Linked DNA regions of Homo sapiens: region 1 is linked to region 2. A link is an interaction called in ENCODE POLR2A ChIA-PET data of the cell type or tissue named here. Cell type or tissue: MCF 10A. All regions are shown on one strand.

The links. Peaks named below come from ENCODE experiments on the same cell type or tissue, not always from the same donor. Only the 100,000 strongest peaks of a DNase experiment are listed, where the experiment ranks them.
Region 1: POLR2A ChIA-PET joins it to region 2 with 5 read pairs; 2 of 35 experiments call an interaction of 5 or more read pairs at or near these places.

What each region holds. Positions count from the first base shown.
Region 1 is chr1:92,522,261-92,527,260 of GRCh38, reverse strand. All of the region lies in intron 19 of EVI5 (ecotropic viral integration site 5), which reads left to right. Among named protein-coding and RNA genes, the nearest start is that of GFI1, 38 kb to the right of the region's middle. In MCF 10A, no CTCF peak of the experiment used is centred here; a DNase peak (open chromatin) is centred at 2,110.
Region 2 is chr1:92,694,252-92,699,251 of GRCh38, reverse strand. It overlaps EVI5 (ecotropic viral integration site 5), which reads left to right. Exons shown (of 20, transcript NM_001350197.2): 6 at 1,267-1,392; 7 at 3,799-3,942; 8 at 4,864-4,953. Among named protein-coding and RNA genes, the nearest start is that of EVI5, 88 kb to the left of the region's middle. In MCF 10A, no CTCF peak of the experiment used is centred here; no DNase peak of the experiment used is centred here.

The sequences.
Region 1 (5,000 bases), 170 kb after region 2:
GTGTTTTTAGTAAAGACAGCATTTCACCACTTTGGCCAGGCTGGTCTTGAACTCCTGACTTCAAGTGATCCACCTGCCTCCACCTCCCAAACTGCTGGGATTACAAGCATGAGCCACCGCACCTGGCCCTAAATACATTCTTGAAACACACATAGCCTCAAACTTTTCTCAAGCGGTTTTGCTATTAGAGCGTTATGGCCATAGGAAAAAAACACTGAACATCTTAATCAGTAGACTTCATCTTGGGGGACAGTCAGAGTTACAGAATAATTAAAAATTAAGTGGAAAATTAAGAGAGTTACCGTATGCCCCTTCAACACCTTCTGCCTTTCTCCTGTAATTGACATCCTGCAGTAGCTTAATACATAAGTTACAATTGATGAGCCAACATTGACACATTATTATTAACTGAAGTCCATAGTTTACATTAGGGTTCATTCTTTGTGTTGTACATTCTATATGTTTTGACAAGTGTATAATGACATGTATCCACCATTACAGTAGAATACAAAATGGTTGCACTGCCTAACAATCCCCTGTGTTCCACCTGTTCATCCCTCTTCTCCTTCCTGAACTCCTGCAACCACTGCTTACTGTCTCCATAATTTTTCCTTTTCCAGAATGTCATGTAGTCATAATCATACACTATCTGGCCTTTTTCAGATAAGCTTCTTTTGCTTTGCAATATGCATTTAAGGTTCCTCCATGTCACTCCCCCTAACCCAAACACCCTCATACACTAATATTAAACTGCTTAACAGCTCTTCATTAAACTGCTTAACAGCTCTTCAGACCTACCATGCTCTCTTGCCTCCATATTTTAAGCACATGCTTTCTGTATCTAATTAGGCTTTTCAGATGTGACACCATGTGATAATTTCTAGCTAGAAAGAATAATTGGTGGCTGGGCACGGCGGCTTATGCCTGTAATCCCTACACTTTGGGAGGCTGAGGTGGAAGGATCACCTGAGCCCAGGAGTTCAAGACCAGCCTGGGCAACATATCAAGACCTCATCTCTACAAATAATTTAAAAATTAGCTGGGCGTGGTGGCACATGTCTGTGATCTCAGCTGCTCAGAAGGCTGAGGCAGAAGGCTCACTTGAGCCAGGGAGGTGGAGGCTGCAGTGAGCTGTGATAGTGCCACTGCACTCCAACCTGGATGACACAGGGAGACCCCATCTCAAAAAAAAACAAAAACAATAATAGGTACAGATTCCATTGTTCTAGAAGCCAGAACCCTACTCAAAGTCTTGGAAAGGGCCTGCCCTTAAGAAACATATATTTCATTTGTATGTTTGTGTGTGTATACGTTTATATTAAAGCTCCTGGGTTTCCATAGAGATAATCTTCTGAGACCTATCTAAAACTGGGTTGGTATGGATATCTGGTCTAAGAAAAAAGTAAAAATAAATAAAATGGGAACATAATTACAGCAAAACTTTCCTACTGTTCTAATGAGAGCCTGGGTCCGAAAGAAGCAGTAAACTGATGGTATAATAATAGTACCAGCGTCCGATGAGCTAATCATGAAGAATGTTTTTTAAAATGTTGGCAGTGGTACCTAATCATTTTTATTCCACAAATTTCAAACAAATTATTATAAGAATATTCCAAAAGTCAACCTAAAATTACTAACCTAGTCAACAAACATCAAGATACATTAGTGGGATTTTATCAAAATAGCATTGTTGGCCGGGTGCAGTGGCTCACCCCTGTAATCCCAGCACTTTGGGAGGCCAAGACAGGTGAATCACTTGAGTCCAGAAGTTCAAGGCCAGCCTAGCCAATATGGCAAAACCCCATCTTTACTAAAAATACAAAAATTAGCCAAGTATGGTGACGTAGGCCTGTAATCCCAGCTACTCGGGAGGCTGAGCAGGAGAATTGCCTGAACCCAGGAGGCAGAGGTTGGAGTCAGCCAAGATTGTGCCACTGCACTCCAGCCTGGGCAACAGATTGAGACTCTGTCTCAAAAAAAAAAAAAAAAAAAAGGCATTGTCATTGGCACTGATTCTGAACTGACTCATATCTTATTATAACAAAATGTCCCTTGCAACCTACCACACACGCACACCCCGATGTATGTGTCTCTCCTATGGCTGTTGAGTTGTATTAAAAAATACTTAATCTGGCTGGGCGCCAGTGATTCCTGCGTGTAATCCCAGCACTTTGGGAGACCAAGGCGGGCAGATCACTTGAGATCAGGAGTTCGAGAGCAGCCTGGCCTACATGGTGAAACCCTGTCTCTACCAAAAATACAAAAATTAGCTGGGTGTGGTGGTGGGCACCTATAATCCCAGCTACTGAGGAGGCTGAGGCAGGAGAATTGCTTGAGTCTGGGAGGCAGAGAGCTTACAGTAAACTGAGATCACGCCACTGCACTCCAGCCTGGAACACAGTGAGACTTTGTCTAAAAAAAAAAAAAAAAAAGTAGTTAATCTATCAGTGTCTGTAAACTAAGACTATATTCCTAAGGGTAGACATGTTATTCCTTAAAGAATATGGCTTGTCACCTGGATATGAAGCTGATCCTTGGAATAAAACTTGAAGATTGACACTTAGTAGGAAGAAGAAAAGAAAAGGTTCTGATGCTGTTTCACCCAAACACACATGTTCTCTCAAGTGTAGACTGTGATTGTTGAGATGTCTAAAATTGGGTGGTGCGCTTCAGTGATGAATCCCACAAAACACCTTAATGGGCCTAGACTTGAAACTAGATGGTGAAGGTGTCTGTAAACCCCAAAGAATAGGTCATATCTTAAAGGTAATATTTACTAGCCTCATGTTTATTTTCATTTTGATTTTTCCCTGCTCTGGTTGGTTGTGTGGCCACATTTAGGCCAGAGTATTTTAAAAATATGACAGTGGACAGTGTGAAAATGGAAGTGATAAATTAACAAGGAATCTTTACATCTAAATTTATTTACCCTTATCAGATTTTCTTAACATGGTCTAATATAGTCAATTCCCAAATCCAGTTCCTTTAGAGCAGTGTATGGACCACCGTCTTCAGAATCACCTGGAGTACTTGTTTAAAATACAAACTCCTGGGCCTGTCCTGCTGAATTCATATGTTCAAGAGTAGGGCTCAAGAATCTTTTTTTTTTTTTTTTAAATAATAAACCCAGGCAGTTTCTTTTTTTTTTTTCTTTTATTTTTTTTTAGATGGAGTCTTGCTCTGTCACCCAGGCTGGAGTGCAGTGGCGCTATCTCGGCTCACTGCAACCTCCACCTCCCAAGTTCAAGCAATCCTGCTGCCTCAGCCTCCCAAGTAGCTGGGACTAAGCTGGGACTACAGGCATGCACCACTACACCCAGCTAATTTTTATATTTTTAGTAGAGTCAGGGTTTCACCATGTTGGCCAGGCTGGTCTCGAACTTCTGACCTCAAGTGATCCACCAGCCTCGGCCTCCCAAAGTGCTGGGATTACAAGCGTAAGTCACCATGTCCAGTCACCCAAGCAGTAATTATACATACCAAATTACTGGTGTAGAGAATTAGCAAGTCAGAAGGGTACTCTTAACATCTCTAATATTCTCACAGAAGTAAGGACTCCAGAGCAGCTCGCTGAGTTGAATAGCCAGTGAGAATGTCTCTCTGGTAGTTGTGACTCTTTGCTGATGTTATTTGGAAGATAGCAAATCTAATGAATACCTAAAATACATTATTTTTAAATGTTACAGAAACTAGAAGACATTCATTAGAAAGAAACAAAGATTGTAACATAAACTTGTTTTTACTTACTTTATATACCCGTATTTGAAGATAAAATAATCTGAAGGACTGAATTTGATTATGTAATATATTTTTTAAAAAATATATTAATAAATTTTTTAAAATGTTGAAATATAACTATTTCAACAGGCCAAGGTTGTTATTTAAAAATCCTTTTTCATTTGCTTCCAATTAAATAGTCCATGGTTGCCAGGGTGAGGGTGAAGGGGGGATGTTAACATGGAAACAAAGTGCATATTTTAATGATTGTTAGAGCTAGGTGATGACAACATGGGGGTTCACTAAATTATTCACTGTATTTTTAAAAAAATATTCCATAATAAAAAGTTAAAGGCCAGGCACCGTGGCTCACATCTATAATTTCAGCACTCTGGGAGTCTGAGGCAGGAGGATTGCTTGAGGCCAGGAGTTCAAGACCAGCCTAGGGAGCATAGACCTTGCTTCTACAAAAAAAGTTAGTCACAGGCTAAGTTCAGTGGCTCATGACGGTAATCCCACCACCTTGGAAGGCTGAGGTGAGGGAATTGCTTGAGGCTAGTAGTTAAAGACCAGCCTGGGCAACCGAGTGAAACCTCATCTCTACAGAAATAAAATAAATACTAGTTAGTGTGGTGGAGTGTTCCTGTATTCCTAGCTACTCAGGAGCCTGAGGCAGGAGGATCACTTGAGCCCAGGAGTTCAAAGATGCGGTGAGCTGTGATTGTGTCCTTGCACTCTAGCCTAGGTGACAGTGGGAGACCCTGTCTCATAAATGAATGAATGAATGTTTTAAACTTTTTACTTACCTAACTGACAAAAATGAAAAAGCAAAAAAGTGATGCAAAGTTGTAGGGAAACCAGAACTTTACAGTGTTGTTGAGGGTGTAAATTCTTTTTTTTTTTTTTTTTTTTGGAGATGGAGTCTTGCTCTGTCACCCAGGCTGGAGTGCTGTGGCGTGATCTCGGCTAGTGAACCCCCGCCTCCCAGGTTCAAGCAGTTCTGCCTCAGCCTCCCGCGTAGCTGGGATTACAGGTGCCTGCCACCACACCCGGCTGATTTTTGTATTTTTAGTAGAGATGGGGTTTCACCATGTTGGCCAGGCTGGTCTCAAGCTCCTGACCTTGTGATCCTTCTGCCTTGGCCTCCCAAAGTGCTGAGATTACAGGCACGAGCCACCACGCCTGGCAAAGGTATAAATTCTTAGCCACCTTTCTGGAGGACAGCTTAAACATAGAAATCAAAGTTCTGTGTTCAAAGTTCAGTGTTAAAACTCATGCTGTAT
Region 2 (5,000 bases):
TGACATAATTCAGTGGGGCTGTGGGGCTTGATAGAATTAATAGAGATAGTCTCCTAAGTAGAATTGTGGCCATCTGTGTTGAGAGGAAGGAAGAAGTGCAGGTTTTGCCAAGAGTGACTCTTGGCCCCCTGTCCGTGGCTGTGTCAAGGCCAGGAAAAATGTCTTGTTATTAGCAGCAGTCTTCAGTAAGAAGAAGGCCTGGAGATCCTTTGGGATGTTCTCTTTTGAAACACACTGGTATAACGGGAATGAATGAGAATTAGCAAATTTTATTATTTTGAGAAAGATGGTTTAACAATTTGGATAGTTATTTGCCTAAGTATTCTGAATATCTTTGTAGCTCTTTACAGAGCTTTCACATTCATTATCTTATTTGATATGATTTCCTAGTGATTTACACATAAAATGTGAAATTGGTACCTTTAAACCCCAATTTCAGATAATGTGAAAACTTAATTTATATGTCCTTTTAATACTTGTACCATGTCATATGATTTTTTGCTCAGAATCCTCAAAAATCCCTCTCTCTCACTTAAGGTAAAAGTCGAAATCCTTACAGTGGCCTCTACAGTCCTCTGCATTTTGGTTCCCTGTTATTTCTCCTCCATGATGTAACCTTCACTCATAGTATTCTAATTTAGTAGTTCTCTATTTGCTGTTTCTTGAGCATGCCAAGTGTGATTCCATTTTAGGACCTTTGTACTCTTTGGTCTTCTGGAACTGTTCTTTCCTCAAATGCTCCCTTGCTTTCTTCAGGATTCTGCTTAACTGTTACCGTATCAGGGGACCTTTCCTGATCTATATCAATAGCCGTGTGTCTCCCCAGCATTCCCTACTTTATTTTATTTCTGTAGCATCCATCACCATCTGACATATATATTAGTTGATTTATTCCATGTCTTGTCTGTCTCCCTCCATTAGAAATTCAGGTTCCTTGAGAATAGAGATTGTGTTTATTTTGTTCACTGGTGTATACCCAGAGAGAGAAAAGTATCTGGCTGTAAATCAGTATTTTGGGTTGAATTAATGAATGAGGCAAGTTGAGGCAGTTGGTTTCAGAGGTTGTAAGATTTGTTTAACTTCTCATTCTTGGTGATAGAATGGGAGACTAGAACTTTCTGATTCTTACCTCATTGCTCTTAACATTGCAGCACACAGCCACTCAAACAATGTTTGTGGTTGGCTGTGTACTTAGTTTAAATATCATTGGTTTATTTGTGTATCAGAGAACATTAACCTATGTTGTTTTTTTTTCTTCCAATGTAGATGCCAGAAGAAGAAGCTTTCTGTGTATTTGTTAAATTAATGCAAGATTATAGACTTCGTGAACTTTTTAAACCAAGTATGGCAGAATTGGGCCTTTGTATGTACCAGTTTGAATGTATGATACAGGTAAAAGTGCAGTGTTGATAAAAAGGCATATTGCCTTTATATTTTTTATATCTTGTTCTGAGTGCCAACTAAGCAAATTTAATGTTAAAAGCATTAAAGCACTTGAAGAAGTAAGTGTTTTAATTACATGATTGTTTTTTGGTTGGTTAATGTACAATTTGACCCTTCAAATTAGGTAGATCACAGTCTAGGACTTGACTCCAGTTTTCATATTCAATCCTTAAGCATTTCTGCCAAATGTACTATACACCCCTTACCTAAGCACATGAATTTCCTTATTATATCCTATTATTGTTACGTAGTCTAAGCTCTCTTACAGGAGCTTTATGATATTACACTGACATCAGTCCATTTACTTGGAGACTGTCTCTTTGAGTCCTCTCCTCTGCCTTTTTACTTTTATTTTATTTTTATTTTTTGCTAGCCCGTAATTTTTTTTCCTGTAATGTTTTCTTATGTTGCTAGTTTAAGACTCAAGTTATCTAGTGACTGTATGAAGGTGGAGAGAATAGGAGCAGAATCAAAATCAAGGGAAAAATACCTTTGAAGTATTTTACCTTTCTGGATTTAATTTTTATATTTTATATATTTAAGTTTGCTATAATGTAAATATTTTCATTTATTTCAATTTCAATTTCAATTAAATGAGCAGAATTTAAGAAAATAGGTGAATGAATCAGCTGGCATGAGAGCCATTTTTATTAGTTTCCTCTCTCCTGGCAGCCTTATAAACTCCAGTTTTTCCCATCTGTGGTGGGAGCAAGGGGATATGTAAAATGTTCTTATATTTTATTTTTTATTTATTCATTTATTTATTTTTGAGATGGAGTCTCGCTCTGTGGCCCAGGCTGGAGTGCAGTGGCGTGGTGTCGGCTCACTGCAAGCTCCGCCTCCTGGGTTCATGCCATTCTCCTGCCTCAGTCTCCCAAGTAGCTGGGACTACAGGTGCCTGCCACCACGCCCAGCTAATTTTTTGTATTTTTTTAGTAGAGATGGGGTTTCACCATGTTAGCCAGGATGGTCTCGATCTCCTGACCTCATGAACCGCCCGCCTTGGCCTTCCAAAGTGCTGGGATCACAGGCGTGAGCCACCGCTGTGCCTGGCTAATTTTTTAATTGACATACAATAGTTGTACATTATGGGGTACATATTTTTTGTTTTTATATATTTTAAAGAAAAAGCCAGAATAGGTTTTGAGATGATTTTTTTTTTTTTCCTGAGACAGAGTCTATCTAGCTCTGTTGTCCAGGCTGAAGTACAATGACACAATCACAGTTCACTGCCGCCTTGACCTCCTGGGTTCAAGCCATCCTCCTCCCTCAGCCTCCTGGATAGCTGAAACTACAGGTGTATACCACTGCACCTGAATAGTTTTTTATCTATTTTGATTTTTTATTTTTTAATTTTTGTAGAGACAGGGTTTCACTCTGTTGTCCAGGTTGGTGTTGAACTCCTGAGCTCAAGTGATCTTCCTATCTCAGCCTCCCAAAGTGCTGGGATTACAGGCATGAGCCACTGTGCCTGGACTTGAGATGATTCTTAATTAATTCTTTTCTGAAATAGTAAGCTTGTTTTTAGCAGCCTTAAACTCTCTTAATGTTATATTTTCAATTAATGTGTCATTTATGGCTGGACGCAGTGGCCCATGTTTGTAATCCCAGCACTTTAGGAGGCTGAGGTGGACAGGTCACTTGAGCCCAGGAGTTTGAGACCAGCCTGGGCAACATGGCAAAACCTTGCCTCTACTAAAAATAAAAAAAATTGGCTGGGCATGGTGGTGTGCACCTGTAGTACCAGCTGCCTGGGAGGCTGAGATGGGAGGATTGCTTGAGCTTGGGAGGCAGAGGTTGCAGTGAGCCAAGATCACACCACTGTACCCTAGCCTGGGTGACAGAGTGAGACCCCATCTCAAAAAAAAAAAAAAGTCTCATTTATGTTTTGAATTACTAGAGTTGCTGAAACATCTGTATTTTGAATATTTTTCCTATTCTTTAGGAAGGTAAGAATGGGTGATCAGTGGTAGATAGTGCCTGAAAGTATTTTAACATACCATTTATTTTCTTTTTAAACGTCTTTTTAAAATATTATAGTTGATAGAAGAGTATAGAAAATGTCAGTCACTCTTGTATCCACCAACAGGATTAAACAAATATAAAACTTTTATTCAGTTTCTTTTTATTAATAAATTAAATGTTATACTCAAAATTCCAACTTCACATTCTTTCCCCCTTCTTTCTTTCCTAGATACTAGCCACTGTCCCAGATGTTTCAATGTCTATGTCTTACCTTTTCCATATGATGCTTGATCTAATCTGTGTTTGGTATAGGCTAATCTAGTATAAATATAATCTAATTTAAAATACTCAGTTTTACTGTGTTATAACTAATTATTTTCTTCTCTTTAGGAGCATCTTCCAGAGCTCTTTGTACATTTTCAATCTCAGAGTTTTCATACCTCAATGTATGCATCATCCTGGTTTCTGACTATCTTTCTTACAACTTTTCCACTACCAATTGCAACAAGGATATTTGATATCTTTATGTCTGAGGTAAGCTAATGGGCAGACAAAGAGCAGGAGCTGAGCAAAGGGGTCACTGAGTTAGTGAGAGCAGGGCAATGAGGAGAGCAATGAAGGAAAGCCATGTGTCCCATGCAAAACTGCTTACATGGATAATCTCATTTAAACCTTATAATAACCCTATCAGGTAGATACTGTTTTTATTGCATTTGTTAGATGATAGATGAGGAAGTTGAGACTTAGAGAAAGGTTAAGTAGCTTGTCTATGGACACACAATACATAAGTGGTGTTGTAACCAGGATTCAAACATAGGCAGTTTGGAGCCTACACTGTTAATCATACCTCTTTATCACCTCCTAACTCATACAGTGAAAGTTAGTGAGAGGTAAAATTTGTCTTACAGTTAATATTGTTGAAATGCATCTGTCATCCAAAGAGTAAGAAGTAATAAGCATGTTTCTTCTATGAACACATTGCAGGTTGTTGTCCTTTTGTCAGTAGCACATAGAGGTAATCCTTTGTTTTCTAGTCTGTGAACTCAATGTTGTTATTAATTACATCTTGGGAAAATCAATTTGTATTACCTATCTAAATTAGTTCAGATCACAGTTGGTCAGCTGTGATTCATGTACCAATCAGATGGACAGATTTTTGTGCGAAATCCATTCTTCCACACCTGTTTTTTATAAAGTTTTCCTAGAACACAACCCTGCCCATTTATTTATATGTCGTGTATGTCTGCTTTAGGGTTGTAGTGGCAGAACTGAGTAATTTTGACAGACAATATAGCCCACCAAACCTAAAATACTTGCTTTCTGACTCTTGACAGAAAATGTTTGCCAGCCCCTAGTTTAGATCCCTAAATGTTTACCTTAGTATTATTTCAAATGACTCGTTTTTGTTGATGGAAGAGTAACATAAATTTGGATTTATTTAATTTGTTTCCTCAGGGTTTAGAAATAGTGTTTCGTGTAGGATTAGCACTTCTTCAGATGAATCAGGCAGAACTGATGCAACTTGACATGGAAGGGATGTTACAGGTAAGTTCATAATTTATTTTCTTTTTTTTTTTTTGAGACAGAGTTTA